Linked DNA regions of Homo sapiens: region 2 is linked to region 1. Evidence: read pairs that join two places in POLR2A ChIA-PET (ENCODE). Cell type or tissue: OCI-LY7. All regions are shown on one strand. Each heading gives the region's core, and the rest is flanking DNA. Links, peaks and the distances in the headings are about the cores only.

Region 1 (10,500 bases), core at 4,904-7,403:
ATATATATATATATATATATATATATTCTTTTTAGAGACAGGATCTTGCCCTGTCACCCAGGCTATAGTAGAGTGGCACAGTCATAGCTCACTGCAGCCTCAAACTCCTGGGCTCAAGGGATCCTCCTATCTCACCCTCCTGAGTGGGTGGACTGCAGACACACTTCACCACGTCCAGCTAATTTATTTATTTATTTATTTACTATTCTTTGTAGAGGCAGGATCTTGCTATGTTGCCCAGGCTGGTCTCAAACTCCTGGTCTCAAGTGATCCTCCTACCTCAGCCTCCCAAAGTGCTGGGATTACAGGTGTGAGCCACTGTGCCCGGCCAATATAATTTAAAATTATACTTAATTCATTCCACTTGAAATTTTATTATTTTGAGTTTTTGTAGAGCAGAACCTGAATTAAAGTTTATAAAATAACATCTTATAAAACTATATAGTTATAAATGTTTATGGTTATCTTTCTGCTTATATGAGAAAGCAAATAGGATAATTTGGAACATAGGACGCAAATTATAAGCAGTTTAAATTTATGTACCATGTGCCTTCTCGCCAGAAGCTTGTCACAGTGGAAGGTCCCAATGGCCACAGAACTTCCCATCTCTCCCTGTTGCCTCCAATCACTGTTATCTGTCTCAGGCTGCTGCTCACTTCCTACCTCATCCCTGTTGCTACTAACTGAGGTGTACTTTTTTTTTTTTAACCTTTGATAAGGTTGATCTAAGGTAGGATTTATACTAGTGGGCTTGCAAAGTGGCAAATAGGGTTGGACAAGGAGAAAAGGGAGGGAAGTAAGGGGAGCACTTTTCCTTTTTTTTTTTTTAGACGGAGTCTCACTCTGTTGCCCAGGCTGGAGTGCAGTGGTGTGATCTCGGCTCACTGCAAACTCCACCTCTCGGGTTCAAGCGATTCTCCTGCCTCAGCCTCCTGAGTAGCTGGGATTACAGGTGCACGCCAACACGCCTGCCTAATTTTTGTATTTTTAGTAGAGACGGAGTTTCACCATGTTGGTCAGGCTGGTCTCGAATGCCTGACCTCGTGATCCTCCTGCCTTGGCCTCCCACAGTGCTGGGATTATAGACATGAACCATCGCGCCCGGCTGAGAGGAGCACTCTTACAGCTGCTTCTGCACTCTCCAAGACATCTGCTCTGGTTTTGAAGATAAAATCTTCAGTTTTGTCTCCCAGCTTTCCTTTTCAAATTTCCTTCCTCTCGAGTCCCAAGACACAGCTTCTCTAATAAAATATCCAGATATTCTTACCTCATTTTTCCTAGGATATCTAGAGGAATCATATATTAATGTTTTATAAACCTTTGAGAGCTGATTGTTAACCCTTATATGATCTTTGTCCTTAAATTGTAAGTGAAAGAAAGAAGGAAATCTTTTCCCTTTTTCATGGGTGTAGGCAGTAAAAATTGATAAAAATTCTAAGAGTGTGAACTTGCTTTAGGGATAAGATTAGGGGAAACAGTGTGATTATCTTTAAAACTTAGAATGGGAGACTCTTGATGGCCTGGAAAGAGAAACAGGAATGGTAATCCTTAGGGCTTCAGAGGGGAGTTAGCCAGGAATGGAAGTTACCTCCCAGGTTCACACTGGCCAAGGTCGCAGGTCCATTCTGTGGTAGATTTACATGTATACTTATACAGATTTTTGACCTGTTAAGGGTTGCCCACATTAATTTCAGAGACAGTAATTCCTAAATTCTTCAATTAAATATAAATGAATGTGTGTTTATTGATCAGTGCAGTTATTAATAGTAAAATATAGTTAAGTTTTTGCTTGCGATTCAGTTAAAATTGTATTGAATGAGAAAAGCAAATTTTAATACAAAGTACGACTATAGGGTGATGAAATAGATATATATTTTTCATCGCAGGAAAAAATACACTGCCATGTGTTGTCTTTTGAAGAGTAATTTGTATGTGAGGTAATACTGTTTATTGGGCGCTATCCTTGTTGAGAAAAGTTTTTTTAACTCATGTTTTTGAACTGTTTTCAAGCTTATTGGCTTTTAAAAATAAGTCACTTCCCCTTTCCCCCAGAATTTTAGCAGGAAAAATTTCAAACATAAAGCAACAGATAAAATAATTTTATAGTAAAGACCCACCATCTAGATTCTACCATTAACTTTATCACATATTTACCCATTTATTCATTATGTTTTTTTTTTTTTTTTTCCCCCGACGGAGTCTTGCTCTGTCCCCCGGCTAGAGTGCAGTGGCGTGATCTCGGCTCACTGCAACCTCTGCCTCCCGTGTTCAAGCAATTCTCCTGCCTCAGCCTCCCGAGTAGCTGGGATTACAGGCATGTGCCACCACACCCAGCTAATTTTTGTATTTTTAGTAGAGACGGGGTTTCACCATGTTGGCCAGGCTGGTCTCGAACTCCTGACCTCATGTGATCCGCCTGCCTCGGCCTCTCAAAGTGCTAGGATTACAGGCATGAGCCACTGTGCCCTGCCTTCATTATCTGTTTTATGTGTATTTTTTATATGAAAAGGAATGTTTTCATTTAGATTTGTTCTTCTGCAACATTTTAAAAAAGATTTCTGTGTAAGGTAATAAGGTGTTTTATAGGGGGCCAAATTGAAGTCATTTAAAACCAAGATGGGTTGGCTAAATGTTGTGTATGTTTTTTTTTTTTCTTGGCCCAATTGAAAATGAAGCTGTTTTCTTTGGAAGGTAGCACACTTTTGAGTTGAAAATGTTATTTTATTATTATTTGCAGCTTTTCAAGTGCATTTGTGTAGTAAGGAGGTTTTTGAGCTTTAGCTATTTTACATGTCTCAGAAATGATGGGGGAGAATTGAGACAAAAAAAAATTTTTTTTTTCCCTTGAGACAAAGTCTGTCTCTGACACCCGGGCTGGAGTGCAGTGGCGCGATCTCGACTCACTGCAACCTCCGCCTCCCAGGTTCAAGCAATTCTGCTTCTGCCTCCTGAGTAGCTGGGACTACAGGCATGTGCCACCACACCCGGCTAATTTTTTGTATTTTTAGTAGAGATGTGGTTGCACCGTGTTAGCCAGGATGGTCTTGAACTCGTGACCTCGTGATCCACCCACTTCGGCCTCCCAAAGTGCTGGGATTACAGGCGTGAGCCACTGTGCCTGGCTGAGAAATTTTTTAAAATGCAGAAAGTTCTCTAGCCACTTTGTGTTTACCACTAGATGTCTCACTAACTTCAGAAAACCTGATAGTTTTTGACCACATGGGAGTAACTTGGCTCTCAAGTTAAATTTTTGGAGAATAATATAATCAGGTTAAGTTGAAACCTATGTATTTTTTTATTAAGGTATTGAACTGGTGTTTTTGTTTACTGTGTTATTTAACAGAAAGGGAACATAAAAGGCTGTGACTTTCCTACTTAATTAAGGATCTGGAAGCCACATTTTGTATGGAAAAAATTGTTTTTCTTTTATTATTTTATTTTTTTATTTCAATAAGTTTTGGGGGAACAGATGGTGTTTGATTACATGAATAAGTACTTTAGTGGTGATTTCTGAGATTCTGGTGGACCCATCACCCAAGCAGTGTACACTGTACCCAGTGTATAGTCTTTTATCCCCTGTTACCCCCACCCTTTCCCCCAGTCCCCATAGTCCAGTATATCATTCTTACGCCTTTGCATCCTCATAGCTTAGCTCCCACATGTGACTGAGAACATACGATGTTAGGTTTTCCATTCTTGAGTTACTTCACTTAGAATAATAGTCTCCAATTTTATCCAGGTTGCTGTGATTATTTCTTTTTAATGGCTGAGTAGTATTCCATGGTGTATGTATGTATATGTGGTGTGTGTGTGTGTATATGTAGGTGTGTATATATATATATACACACACATATAATTATATATAAATATATACATATATAATTATATAATATAAACATATATATACACACACACATATACACACACACACACACCACATTTCTTTACCCACTCGTTGATTGATAGGTGTTTGGGCTGCTTCAGTATTTTTGCAATTGTGAGTTGTGCTGCTACAAACCTGCGTGTGCAAGTATCTTTTTCGTATAATGACTTCTTTCCCTCTGGGTTAATACCTAGTAGTGGGATTGCTAGATCAAACAGTAGATCTACTTTTAGTTCTTTAAGGAATCTCCACACTGTTTTCCGTAGTGGTTGTACTAGTTTACATTACTACCAGCCGTGTAAAAGTGTTCCCTTTTCACTGCATCCATGCCAACATCTGTTATTTTTAAATTTTTTGATTATGGCCATTCTTGCAGGAGTGAGGTGGCATCGCATTATAGTTCTGATTTGCATTTCCCTGATACTTAGTGATGCTGAGCATTTTTCATTATGCTTATTGGCCTATCTTGTTGATATATCTTTTTTTGAGAATTGTCTATTGATGTCCTTAACCCACTTTTTGATGGGATTGTTTGATTTTTTCTTGCTGATTTGTTTGAGTACTTTATAGATTCTGGATATTAGTCCTTTGTCAGCTGTTGTTTTTCTTAATCCTTAATCTTTTTTTCCACTGAGATAGGGTCTTGCTCTGTCAACCAGGTTGGAGTGCAGTGGCATGATCATGGCTCACTGCAGCCTCGGCCTCCCAGGCTCAAGCAATCCTCCCATTTTAGCCTCCTGAGTAGCTGAGACTACAGACGTATGCCACCATGCTTGGCTAACTTTTAAATTATTTTGTGGGGGATGGGGGGTGGTCTTACTATGTTGCCCAGGCTGGTTTCAAACTCCTGGGCTCAAGTGATCCTTTCGCCTCAGCCTCCCAAAGTGCTGAAATTACAGGTGTGAGCTACTGTGTCTGGCCAGTCCTTAATTCTTTTTCATTTTATTTTTTTAAAAAAGCAAGAAACCAGAGAGACTTAATTCTTCAACTAGTTTAATAACACCCAAAGGGAAAGTTTAGAAATGTGATTTTTTTGTTTTTGCTCATAAATACACATTTATATGTTTATTTATTTAAATAGTAGAGTGAAAATAACAAGATAGAGTGAATTCTTCCCAGGAGGAAATCTTCATTTATTGAGGGTGGAGGTAAAAACATTCTTCCATTGAACACATTTATAAATGGTTAGGTGTTACTGAAATACTATGCATAGCACTCAGCTTCAAGAACAATATAGTCAAATAGATTTAATACCCTAACTTACCAAGTTTCTTTGAAACTTAACGCCTAAATTTTGGTCCTCCTTTATTATTTGGAAGCGATAGATCACAGAATCATAGAATTGGGGAACTGATAGGTGATTTGTCTGTCCTTGAAACTTGGCAAATTAGTATCTTAAAAAAATTAGCATTGATACCAACATGCAAAATTTCTCCAGTCACCAACACTTAACGCTGTTTTGTTCTAGTATTTTCAGCTGTCCACAGGAAATCTACTCTATCCCAATGTCTAACACATGAAGTGACATTTTTGTCTCTCTAACATTTTTAGTTCCACCTTTTAAATTTTTGTCAAAAGAATCATTTTCATTATTGCTTTGGGCTGAAAACTGTATTGTCATCTTTGATACAAGTTTCTTATTAATTTGTATTAGATCTTTCAGAATAGCTCTCTTGTCATTTCCTTTCCCTTTCCACATGACTTCCCTCATTCAGGGTCTTTTCATCCTACTGTTGGATAATTACAACAGCTTCATATATGGTCTGCCTCTAGTCTTTCTTTCTCCTAGTGGGCCCTGAATACCACTGATAGAAAAATATGACTGTAGTTACAGCCATGCTCAAGAACCTGAAATGGCTCCCTGTTATCTACCTCAATCAGTCCAAGCCCTGTTGCCCGACTTTTAAGCCTCTCTTACTGGGTCAGTCATATTTCCAATAGTATTTACTTTTACACCTTAGCACAAGCTCTTTGGTTAGACTCTTCAAAGTCTTTTAAATATTGTATTGTCATACCCTCCTTGGTGCTCTTCCTTTTGCTAGGAAAGTCCTCCTTCTCCTGTATGCCCTTTAAAGCAGCAGCCCCCAACCTTCGGCACAGGGACCGGTTTCATGCAAGACAGTTTTTCCAAGGACATGGGGAGCAGGGGATGTGTTGGGATGAAACTGTTCCATCTCAGATCATCAGACTTTAGATTCTCATAAGGAGCGCACAACCTAGATCCCTTGCAAGCGCAGTTCACCATAGGGTTCCAGCTCCTATGAGCATCTAATGCTGCCGCTGATCTGACAGAAGGCGGAGCTCAGGCTGTAATGCTTACTCTCCCACCGCTCACTTCCTGCTTTGTGGTCCGGTTGTAACAGGCCACGAACCTGTACCGGCCCATGGTGCAGAGGTTGGAGACGCCTGCCTTAAAGCCCAGATGAGTTCCCTCCTCCCTCAAAGCCCTTTCTTTACTGTTCAGATTCAAACCTTTTCTCCTGTTTTTCTGAGCTCTTACTTGTACTCACTGTTGGACCACGTAGTAAATAAGAGGTAAAATACAGCATAGTGGTTAAGAGCATGAAGTCGAGAGCCAGACATGGGTTTAGAATCTACACTTTAGATTCTGGCCCTGCCATTTACTACTCTGTGACCTTGGGCTAGTTAATTGACCCCCTTGTGCCTTGGTTTCCTCATCAGTAAAATAGGGATAATAACAGTGTTTACCTCGTAGGGTTATTGTAAGGATTAAGGATAAATGTATTTAGAATAGTACCTAACATAGTGATATAAGTGTTTGCGTTACAATCAGTATCACTAAGCACTTGTTTATTCTCAGGTATTTTTGGTTTTGTTTTTCATGTATAGTATTTTTATTTTTCCAATTAGATAGTAAGCTCTTTTAAGGCAGAGTGTTACATCTTTTGTTTCAGTCTGATTTTTCCTGGTAGTTATTCAGCAAAACTCATTTGCTAATTTGATTTCTCTGTAGCCTGTGTTCCTGTATAAAAACCTTTAATAAGCTTTTTCTTTAAATGAGCTACTGAGGGAGACATTTGGAAAGAAAAAGCCATGAATGGTTACAAGAATTCATGTAACCATTCATGACCCCATTCCTCGGGTCAGAGGGCTGGTAACAACCTATTAAAAACTTCCACATTATGAGGTAACCTCTAGATTTTGGTAGTTTAAACTGGGACTATTTTGAGACAGAAACGAGAAAAAATATAGTTTTGGTATTTAATGTAGAAGTAACTTTAGTCTTTTTTTTTAAAAAATGGACTATTCATTTATAGCTAAATGTTAAACTTTTTTAAAAGAATGGAATAATCTTTTGTAGCAAATGGAATGCTTGTATAATTAATCTTCTATCTTAAATGTCAAATTATTAATTTTAGAAAATCTTTTTTCACAGGACTTCCTGATCCATTTGCTAAGGTGGTGGTTGATGGATCTGGGCAATGCCATTCTACAGATACTGTGAAGAATACGCTTGATCCAAAGTGGAATCAGCATTATGACCTGTAGGTTTCAACAATTAGTTTGAAATGGAACATATCATTAAATTATTTGATATAGTCTTTGAAAATAATCATGGGAAATGATCTGGGTTTCATCTGTGGTATAATTTGGTCATCACAAAAGGGGTAAAGAAAAGCCCAGTGGGAATGTGCTTTGGCTTATAGACAGGTTTTGAAAGATGAGGTATCTCTAAAATTCTATGAAGAAGAAAATGAAACTGGCTCACAGTAGAGCAATCCCCCACCTCTTTTTTCAATTAAATAAAGGTATTAATTCACCACTTTAGACCAATTATAAAACCAGAAATAAGGATTTGGGTTGCACTGAATAGGCTTCTTTTTGCCTTTATATGGATGGTTTCTTTCTTTTAAATTTTATTTTAAACCATTGGAGTATATGCACCTTTTTAAAAAGGCAAATGATACAATAAAGCTTTTACTGGAAAACAGCAAGTTCCCTGCTCCATTCTCATTCCTGATTCCCATCCTCAAGGCAACTGCTTTAATAACTTTGGCTGTTTATTCTGGTATTTTCATCTGTTTCTAGATATGTATTTTATTTTATAGCATCACAGTTTTCTTTTTTTAGTTTTAGGTAATTTTTTTTTTTTTTTGAGACAGTCTTGCTCTGTCACCCAGGTTGGAGTGCAGTGGCACCATCTCGGCTCACTGCAATCTCTGTCTCCTGAGTTCAAGCATTTCTCCTGTCTCAGCCTCCCGAGTAGCTGGGACTACAGGTGCCCACCACCACATTCAGCTAATTTTTGTATTTTTAGTAGAGATGGGATTTCACCATGTTGGCCAGGCTGGTCTCGAACTCCTGACCTCAAGTGATCCGCCTGCCTCGGTCTCCCAAAGTGCCGGGATTACAGACATGAGCCACTGCGCCCAGCCTAGTTTTAGGTATTTTTGAATTTCCTACCTAGAAGATGATTCGGCTTTATTTTTTATTATTAAAAATTCTTTTAAAATTAGAAACAGTCTCACTCTATTGCTCAGGCCAGAGTGCAGTGGCATAATCATAGCTCAGTGTAGCCTCTAACTCCTGGACTCAACTGATCCTCCCACCTCACCCTCCTCAGTAGCTGGAACTACAGGTGCATGCCACCATGCCCAGCTAATTTTTTTTTTAAGGTAATTTTTTGTAGAGATGGGGTCTTGCTATATTGCCCAGTCTGGTCTTGAATTCCTGGGCTCAAGATTCTCCCTCCTTGGCCTCCCAAAGTATTTGGATTACAAGCGTGGGCTGTGATGCCCAGCCCAGTGGTTCAGCTTTTAAAATTGGTATTCAGCATCCCCATTCTCATGACACAAGCCTCTTCCTTTCTTTAGTCTTCCAATATAATTATATGAACCTTTTTGGTTAAACCATTGTTCCATGTTTACATTATTATGATTATGTAAATATCCATAGTTGGGTCACAGGGGTACAAGAATTACATTTTCTTTCTTGACAACTTTTGTTTTTTCTGAAGTTAGTAGCTACTTTTCCCATTTGTTTAGTTATCTATTTATCTCCTAGATAGAAATGAGAAGTTATATGTCATAATCCTCAGACTCTCCTATAGAACTAAAGATCTTTTCTCCATATATTCAGTTCTGTCAGTATTCCATTGGCTTTTTTTCTTCTTGGAGATAACCCTCCTGGGAGTCTGTGTTCTCTTTCTTTAGTCTTGTGTGATGGTTCTCTAAGACCCACTGCGCAGTTGTCCTGGGACTTGCCTTTATTGTTATGTTGGCAATTTCCTTTGTCTCTTCTAGGTTTAGTGACTTCCTTTTTTTTTTTTTTTTTTTTTTTTGTTTACTCTCCTGTTTCGGTGAACTTTATCTTCCATTGTCATTTTGAGAAATAATACAAAGATGGGAAGAAAGTTGAGATCTTATCAGAAGATATACTTTGACTTCTTATCTTTTGATATGGTTTGAATATAGGCTTCTAGGTGAAATATCACTTTACCTCCAAATGTTGAATACATTGCTCCATTATCTTCTAGGTTTAGATCCATACTGTTGAGTAGAAATATAATGTAAGGCACAGATGGGAGCTCATCTATAATTTTAAATTTCCTAGCATCCACGTTAAGATAAGTAAAAAGAAACAGATGACATTAAGCATAATAAACTGGGCATAGTGGCTTGCACCTGTAATCCAGCTACAACATAACGAGACCCTGTTTCTTAAAATGAAGCATAATAATATATTTTATTTAATTCAGTATATCAAAAATACTTTCAACATGTCAGTATAAAAATATTGAGCTACTTACACATATATGTATATATACATATTTACTATGTCTCTAAAAAATCAGCGGTTTTCTCATTTTATGTTAAGAAAAAAAAAAATCAGTGGTTTATTTTGCAGCTTGCCTCAATTTGGACTAGCCACACTTGAAGTCCTCAAGGGTCTCGTGGTTGGTGGGTACCATTTTGGAAATTGTAGGTTTAGAGTATTGCTGATGGCATCCTGATTTTGATCTTTCATGACTGTTGTTTTCCACTGGAAGTTTCTTTATTCCTCTGTCACTGTTATTTTCTTTTAAAAAAAATTGTGGCCACCCTAGTGGGTATGAAGTTGTATCTGGTCATGGTTTTGAGGTGCATCATGACTAATGATGTTGAACATCTTTCTTGTACTTATTAGGTTTTATCTTACAATTAATATTAATTGGCTGTCAGAAGCATCTCTTATGATTGTTTCCAAAGTCATTTTACAAAACCCTTGCCTTTAATTGGCTAAGTATACAAACAAAATCTAATAATTAAATTTTAGCCCAAAATCCTGAGTACATATTTTGGTCTATATGGTAACATTGTATTCACCTATAGAGGTGTCCCTCTCTCCCTTTCAACAAAACATCCTGAAACTTGTTTATAAATCATGTATTTGTTAGTAAGTCAAAGTTTTAATAGAAGCTAATAGAGCCCTCTATTTAACTTTCAATTGCAAAAGGAATTTACTGTTTTTGTTGCCATGTATGTTATATTACATGAGGTTTCATTAAAGTGAGAGCATGTACTTCTCTATGTATAAGAAAAGGTAATATTTTGGATTCATTTCTGGCCCAGGAATATTTGGACAGAATGTTTGTGACATGTACGCTTAAGTAATAC
Region 2 (8,299 bases), core at 1,540-4,039, 360 kb after region 1:
TTACAGGTGCCTGCCACCACACCTGGCTAATTTTTGTATTTTTAGTAGAGACGGGGTTTCACCATATTGGCCAGCCTCGTCTCGAACTCCTGACCTCAGGTGATCTGCCTGTCTCTGCCTCCCAAAGTGCTGGGATTACAGGTGTGAGCCGCCATGCCTGGCCAGCATTATTTCCTTAAGAAAATAAGTTGCTTTTGAAAATTTTTTTGTAAGTTAAGCTTAGTTTATTCATCGTTTTAGTGGATTTGGGTTGGAAACATGCAGTAAGCATTTGACAGAAAACAAACATTTGTATTTTCCAGGTTTCAGTTTACATTTTGATCTAAATTCTGCGAACAGTTATAACTAAATTTACAAAGCTCTTTGGGGTATGATTATATGTCTAGGTAAAACTCTTTTAAGAAGATGAAGCAGAGAGGATTGAATTGACAAAGACAGCTCTTTAAAAATTAAGGTTATTTCAAGACTAAGAACATAACTGCTTAATTGCAGGTAATAACAGAAAAAACTTGGAAATAAACATCCCATTATTTGACCTCCAAGGCAGAAGACTGGCACCAAGGAAATGGCAGCTTCGTCCCTTTCCTGTCTTGGGCATTGGTAAAAGGAGTTGTCTAGACATGTTTGATTTCTGTTTCAGCCCTTATTAGTAGTTATGCCATGGCAAATTATTCAATTTCTCTGACTCAGTTTCCTTATTCAGAAAATGGAAGCATAATTCTTGCCTCATAGGGCCATGAAGATTAAATGAGGGGTGTCTTGAAGTGTCTGGGACATAAATCTTCAATAAAAGCTAATTCCTTTTTTTTACAGTTATCTCAAACCTTTTAGTGAATTGGTGCTTATCAGTGAGCTTTTTAGGTGATGCAAAGACCCTGCTTTGCTCATTTTAAGGAACAGTTATTTTTCTTTCTCCATTTTGAAGTTTCTTGTTTGCTGCCTGGTTGATATGGTTTGGCTGTGTCCCCACCCATATCTCATCTTGAATTGTAGTTCCCATAATCCCCACATGTCATGGGAGGGACCTGGTGGGAGGTAATTGAACCATGGGGGTGGTTACCCTCATGCTGTTCTTGTGATAGTGAGTGAGTTCTCACAAGAGCTGATGGTTTTATAAGGGGCTTCCCCCTTCGCTTGGCACTCATTCTCTCTCCTGTTACCCTGTGAAGAGGTGTCTCCTGCCGTGATTGTAAGTTTCCCGAGGCCTCCCGGCCATGTGAAACTGTGAGTCAATTAAACCTCTTTTCTTTATAAATTACCAAGTCTTGGGTATTCCTTCAAAGCAGCATGAGAACAGACTAATACATTGGTTTAAATTAGAATGCCAAAATTTAAATAATTTTTATCTTGAATAGTAGATGGAATTAACTTTCTCTTGAAAGATATATTTTAAAAAATTGAACTTACACAGACAGTTTTGAAATGGTCTTATTTTAGTTTTATTTATTTATTTATTTTGAGACAGAGTCTCACAGTGTCGCCCAGGCTGGAGTGCAATGGCACAATCTCGGCTCACTGCAACCTCCACCTCCAGGGTCAAGCGATTCTCTTGCCTCAGCTTCCTGAGTAGCTGGGATTATAGGCGCCCACCACCATGCCCAGCTAATTTTTGTGTTTTTAGTAGAGACGGGGTTTCACCATGTTGGCCAGGCTGGTCTCGAACTCCTGACATCGTGATTCTCCCACCTCGGCCTCCCAAAGTCTCAGGATTACAGGCATGAACCACCGCGCCTGGCTGAAATTGTTTTTATTATAGATGTTGCTTGTGCAGTTTTGTTAGAAGTTCGTGACTTTTAACAGTGATGAAAATACTTCGTCATTCAACAGGTTATTTTTCTGCTGGTTGTAGGTTATTTGTAAGGAACTGTTAGTCTCCTATCTGGGTGGACATGTAATAGTATCAGTTACTGAACCAGAACTTTAAACACCTTTCTGATACTCACACTGGGAGGTCACCAAGTATCTCAGAATAAAATGTCCCAAACTGAACCTACCATGTTCCCAGAAACCCAGCCCTTCTCAAATTCCCAGACTTGGTGAATGGGAGCCTGTCCTTGCAGTCTTGTAGCCCAAAACCTAGGGCTTAAGAACACCTTCTTCCTTACTCCCATATGCAACCCATCAAGTTCCATGCATTTCATCTCCTAATCTCAAATCCCTTCACCCATCTCCACAGCCACCCCGCTAGTCCGGGCTGCCATTGTCTCTCACTTAAAATGTTGTTATTGTCTAACTGACCTTCCTGAACCCTTTCTTGCCTCTTTCCAGTTTATTTTCCACACTACAGCCAGAAAAAGCTTTTCAAAATACGCATCTGGTCACCTGCATACCTGTCTCCAGACCACATACAATAAGCCTTCACTTGTTCCTCCTTTCCCTTAGGAAAAAAACTAGATCCTCAATGTGGCCTTCAAGGCACTGCATGACCCAGCCCCTGCCGCACTCCTGTCTCATACTGTGTGTATAATACTCACCCCCGAGAAGCTGCTTCAGATTCCCCCATGAGGCTCTGCGCCTGCCTCAGGCCCTTACTCTTACCCTTCTTGTTTCTGGAATGCCCACGCTGCCATCACTTAGCCAGCTCGACTCATCCTGGAGATGTCAGCCCAATGCCCACTTGTTCAGGGGGCCCTTCTGTGATTAATATTCAAAACGGATCAGGTTTCCCTGCTGACTGTGATCTCTTGGTGCCCTTCACATCACTTCCTAGTTCTTGCATTGATTATGTGATTGTCTCGCTCCTCACCCCTCTCTAAGCTCCCTGAGGTCAATCTGAGTACTGCACCACTTTGCAAATTATAAGACAGGAAACAAGTAAGTCCGGAATATTCAATCATTGCCTTCACTCTCAGAGCTCAAATTCCACGTGTCCAACTGTCAAGATTTGGCTTACATTAAAATGTTTATGCAAACAGACATTTAACAGTGAATAAATTGTGAAATTAAGAGAGCCATAGATCTATAGCTAACTCCAAATGTTTGTGTGCATAATAAATTGAGGGAAAAATAAGAGTTTATCTTTAACTAGGTGTTATTCTTAAATTAATTCCTGTATTGTAGTGTAATCATCCCTCGGTATCCATAGGAGATTAGTTCTAGGATCCCTGATAGATACCAAAATCAGAGAATGCTCAAGTCGCTTGTATAAAGTGGTGTTATATTTGCATATAACTTATGCACATCCTCCCATATACTTTATTTTTAAATTAATTAATTTTTTGAGACAGGGTCTTACTCTGTCGCTCAGGCTGGAGTGCAGTGTCAACCTGGGCTCAGGTGATCCTCCCCACTCAGCCTCCAGGTAGCTGGGACTACAGGCGTGAGCCATCACACCCAGCTAATTTTTAAAACTTTTTGTAGAGACGGGGTCTCACCGTGTTGCTCAGGCTGGTCTCAAATTCCTGGGGCTCAAGCGATCCTCCTGCCTTAGCCTCCCAAAGTGCTGGGATTACACTGGGCCCAGCCCTCATATATACTTTAAATAATCTCTAGATTACCTGTAATATCTAATAAGATGTGAATACTATGTAAATAGCTGTTATATTGTGTATTGTTTTTAAAATTTTTATTTTTTTTTAGTTGTATTTTTTTTTCCCCGAATATTTTCGATCTGTAGTTGGTTGAATCTGCGGATGTGGAACCTGTGGGTATGGAGAGCCGGCTGTACCTTAAGCTATTTAGATTGCTATTTCAAGGAGGAGTTTACATAGGGAAAAATCTGTGTTGCAGGTGCCCAAGGTGGCCAGTGTAAAGGGGAAGACAGAGTCATCAACAAAGTCACCAGGTAACAGTAATATGGATGAACATTTGCTACAGGTGGAATTTCATAGGAAAGCTCATCTGATATAGCTTGTTTGTGTCTCGGTAAAGTCCTAGGCTAATGTAACCAACTTCCCTAAAGATGGAAATATATTCCCATAGCACTCAAAAAGGGATGTGCAGAATTTGGGAGTTTTTATGATTTTAGTACTTGTAGTAGAACATTTACTTATGTATAGCAATGAATTAGAGGAGCAGAATAGGATGGGTCATACTCAGGGATGACCTAGGCCTGCTGGTTTCTTTTTGCTGTAAACTGTGGTTTACTTTTTGTAAGAAAGTCTTCACAGTATGGAACATATATCCCTAATAGGCAGCTTTTTACCCCAAACAAGTTTTGAGGGGCCTATCACAATAGACAAAAGCGCTTTATAGCCTGGTCTGTGAATTACTGTGACTTTTTAAAAGCACCTTTCAGTGCTTGCCTGAGTTGTCATTACACTCAAGGTCCCCCAGAATTGATGTTCCCCCTGGGTAGATAGGGTGAAAGTCTTTGTCTTTCCAGTGATGTGCTCAGTAAGTACTGAGTGGATGGAACACTTTCTTGGAGCACAGAGCACCTGCAGAAAGCTTCTGTTGGCTCCAGATTGGTTTGTCAACGGAAGCATCCGCATGAGGCAGTGCCACACAGTGGTTAAGAGGATGGCCTTGGAACCTGAGTCCTAGCTCTGCTAGTTAGTAGCTTTGTTACCTTGGTGAGTTGCCTAAACCACTTTCTTTTTCCTCGTGTATTAAATGTGGAAATGATGATAGTACCTACCTGGCAGAATTGTGAGGCTTAGATGAGATAGTGTTATAATGTTGGTAAAGTGATTAGCTAGAGGGCTGGCAGTCATAAACGTTGATTGTTGTTCTTGTTGGTTCAGGGTCCCTCTGATACATCTTCACAGATCAGGACTGCGTTTGACTTGGATCTCTATGGCCCTTTTTTCCAAGAATTCCTGCCACTTTACTGGACTGGGTCATGCGCTGCCCAGTACCTAAAGGTGTTCTTTAACCACAGAAATTAAAATGGCAATCATAATGTTTTTGGAGGAAAAAAAAAATACCTGTATTTTCTGAAGAAATAAATAACCATTGTATCTTTGTATTTAAATAGAGTAACTGCCAAATCAATAGGATATTTTGAGAACAAGTGGTAATATTTCTTGGTGTCATTTACTCCATCATAAAGATCCATGGGGAGAGAGCAGTGTGGTTAATTATGATGTTCCTGTGCTGTCACTGCCTAAATTGACAGTGTATGAAGTGCCGTCCCATTTATTCTTTCTCCCAACAAGCTGAGGGGTGGGGTTTTACCATCATGGTCCTCATTCGACAGATCCAGACCCAGTGAGGCTGCTCCTGAGCTGGTGTTTTTTCCAGTTAGCCTCAGCTGTCAGCTGCGCCATGGAGGATGATTTTGGGTGTTGAGTTATCTGGGTGGTATTTAATGGGCTCCTAATTGCACATGGATGGCCAGAAAGTTCTGCTCCTGTTTTGGCGTTTTGCTTTGGCAGACAGTGCTCTCTGAGGACTCACATAAGCTGGAAGAAAAAAACCCAACAACAAACTCAACGCTAATCATCTGGAAAGACAGGATACTGCTGTTAGGCAGATATTGGACCTGTGAACAGAAAAACATCAAGATCACAATTTTACAGCGTTTGTTTCTTTGAAATGTCAAATGGAGCCCCAATACAGCCATCAGGTTTATAGCACCTCCAGAATTAGATTAGACGGTGTGGTTCCATGCTGTGTACTTGTATTTCTGGTTATGAAATGCTCCTTGTGCTTATTTTCCCCAATCTGCTGAGAAACACTTTTTTCTTGTTCCTTTATGCATTCACGTTTCTTTTTTATTCCACTTGCCTTTTTTCCTTACCCCTTATTTCTGCCTTCTGCTCTGCTTTTGGCCTTTAGACAGCAATGGAACAGACCTTCAGGAATGGGCGTCCATGGAGGCCCTGGCGGGGGCCAGCTCTGTACCTAGGATCTGAGTTGGGGGGTTAGGACCACGTCCCAGGAGGTAAGGCCACAACTCAAGGGCAAACAGTACAGGCATGTGTAGTGAAGATCAGGAGCAGGACATGGTCTCACTGTGCCCTGTGTCTATGGAAGCAGCTGCCCATTTCTGATTCTTCAGATATTTTAAATGAGTTCATTGACCTTGATAGAGACTTGCCCTTCTTTGATGTAGTTACACAGCAATAGCCTGTTAGAAAGCACTTGCCTCTAACATGGTGCCTTGCAAGGTAGGTGTAGACTATATTAACTAGTTATTGGTGCCAGGGAATAACTGGTACTATATCTCCACCTGAATTCCTCGTGATTCCATTGTCTCTTTCTGGGTATGCATGTGTTTTTGTTTGTTTGTTTGTTTTTTGAGATGGAGTCTCACTCTGTCACCCAGGCTGGAGTGCAGTGGTGCGATCTTGGCTCACTGCAACCTCCACCCTCCAAGTTCAAGCGATTCTCCTGCCTCAGCCTCCCAAGTAGCTGGGATTACAGGCGCCTGCCACCGCGCCTGGCTAATTTTTTGTATTTTTAGTAGAGATGGGGTTTTACCATCTTGGCCAGGCTGGTCTTGAACTCCTGACCTCGTGATCCACCCACCTTGGCCTCCCAAAGTGCTGGGATTACAGGCGCGAGCCACCACACCAGGCCGCATGTGTGTTTTTAAAGTGTAATGCATTCCTAATGGTCCAAGTTGTTTTACACCAGTGAATCTCAGTTCCAGGGTGGGCCCCGGGGCAGGGTATGTGTGTGTGTTTGGGGGTGGGGTAGTTGTGTGTGTGGTTGTGCACATATAGGCTTATGATGACTGGGGAATTAAAAAAATGTCTTCCAATCCATCAGTTGTGAAACTCCACAATCATGATAAGCCTCAAGATGGATAGGGGTGAGCTGGGTCATTTGTGTGTTGAAGATGTTGCCTAGGATTTTCTGGTACACTAACCCTTCCCTCAATCCCAAATGCCTCTGCCTTTTTAGAACTGTGATTAAGAAGGTAATGATTAGGGATGATCAGTTGTCTCACCAGCAGTCTGTTAGGTGGAGCTGACCTGGGCTCATGCCATCTGCAAAGGAACCCATGGGAACCAGGGACCATTTTCAGCATTTGAAAAGGCTTAACAGAAACTATGCTTTTACCCAGGATGAACATACAAAAGCTACCCAAACCATCAAGTTTCCTTGCTTTTGTTTGGAATTGCAACCCTGTATGGAAGGTTTCATGCTGACTCCACGTTCTGATTGGCTGTGGATGACATAATAGGAGTTTCTGACACAGGATTGGTCTAACTGTAGATATTGTTACTGGAGCTGGTACCAGGTCTCACTTCCCACTACCTTTAGAATGAGGTTGACCTTGAATGTGAGTGCCCTTGACTATGGAAATGAAGCCACTGATTGTTTCTTGCTTGCTCAGCTATGCTTATTATCACACCTGTGGCAGTGACTTGATTTTTATAATGTCATTATGAACCCCTTATAAATATGGATTGTTGATTAAAATTTGGATCAGTATTGAAATGGAAGAATAATACACAGAATTAATCAGTTTACTGGTAAACAATGTAAGAATATTGAAAAACATGTGGCCAACATGGGGAGGGGACAGAAAAAAAAGAGGTTGATGAAACTACAGATCTTATCCACAGCTCTCATTTAAAAAAGATCCTTTTTCATCAGCTTTTCACTGAAATCAAACACCAATAACTCTTTCACCACGAAACACCAACTATTAATACTTAGTCTCTATAAGCCTCCTAGGATCCTGTTGTGTTCATTTACCTAGGTGATGTACATCATCCTAAATTCTGCCTTTTCATTTTGTATTACGATGTATATGTACAGTACATATTTTTACATTGTCATTGTGTCATTCTTAATGGTCACAGCTGCCTGAACTAAACCTAAAGTCAGACAGTCAGGACAGTCCAGTGCTGGTGATTAGAGAAGGCTGGAAACAAGCTGTCTGATCCCGGATAACATGCCGGTGAGTCCACAGGCTGAGTCGGCACGGATAAAAAGATGTGCTCACACCTGCTGTGGATGCTGATTATAGTAGCTTACATATGTTAAGTGTTATTTCTTAATTCTCCCAGCAGCCCCTATGAGATAGGCACTATTATCTGCATTATATGTAAGGAAAAAGAGGCCTTTTGCCGTAACTTGTCCAGGGTGACACACTGATAAGAGGTGGAACTGGAATCCAAAGCTGGGTCTGTTTAATTTCAGAGTTTGAGTTCTTAACCAGGTTTTCTGTGCAATTGTGTTGCACCCCAGGACCTATTCAGTTCTCACCTCCCTTCAGAATCTAACCACCTTCCACCTTAATAATGACAAACACATCTATTAATATGCATTAAAGTGACAGAAGCTTAATACTGAAACAAGATAGAGTGGATGTTGCTGGCGAACAGGAACCCCAGAGACGGTCCTGTCCACATGAGGCTGTGTTAGTTTTCCTAGAGCAGAGTGGTGTGAAGGGCCAGCC

The links. Peaks named below come from ENCODE experiments on the same cell type or tissue, not always from the same donor. Only the 100,000 strongest peaks of a DNase experiment are listed, where the experiment ranks them.
Region 2: POLR2A ChIA-PET joins it to region 1 with 6 read pairs; 2 of 35 experiments call an interaction of 5 or more read pairs at or near these places.

What each region holds. Positions count from the first base shown.
Region 1 is chr17:64,595,271-64,605,770 of GRCh38, reverse strand. SMURF2 (SMAD specific E3 ubiquitin protein ligase 2) reads left to right here. Exons shown (of 19, transcript NM_022739.4): 3 at 7,281-7,389. Among named protein-coding and RNA genes, the nearest start is that of SMURF2, 62 kb to the left of the region's middle. RefSeq lists a silencer at 3,162-3,211. In OCI-LY7, for the core only: no CTCF peak of the experiment used is centred there; a DNase peak (open chromatin) is centred at 6,210.
Region 2 is chr17:64,231,458-64,239,756 of GRCh38, reverse strand. All of the region lies in intron 1 of TEX2 (testis expressed 2), which reads left to right. Among named protein-coding and RNA genes, the nearest start is that of TEX2, 28 kb to the left of the region's middle. In OCI-LY7, for the core only: CTCF peaks have their summits at 2,545 and 2,749; no DNase peak of the experiment used is centred there.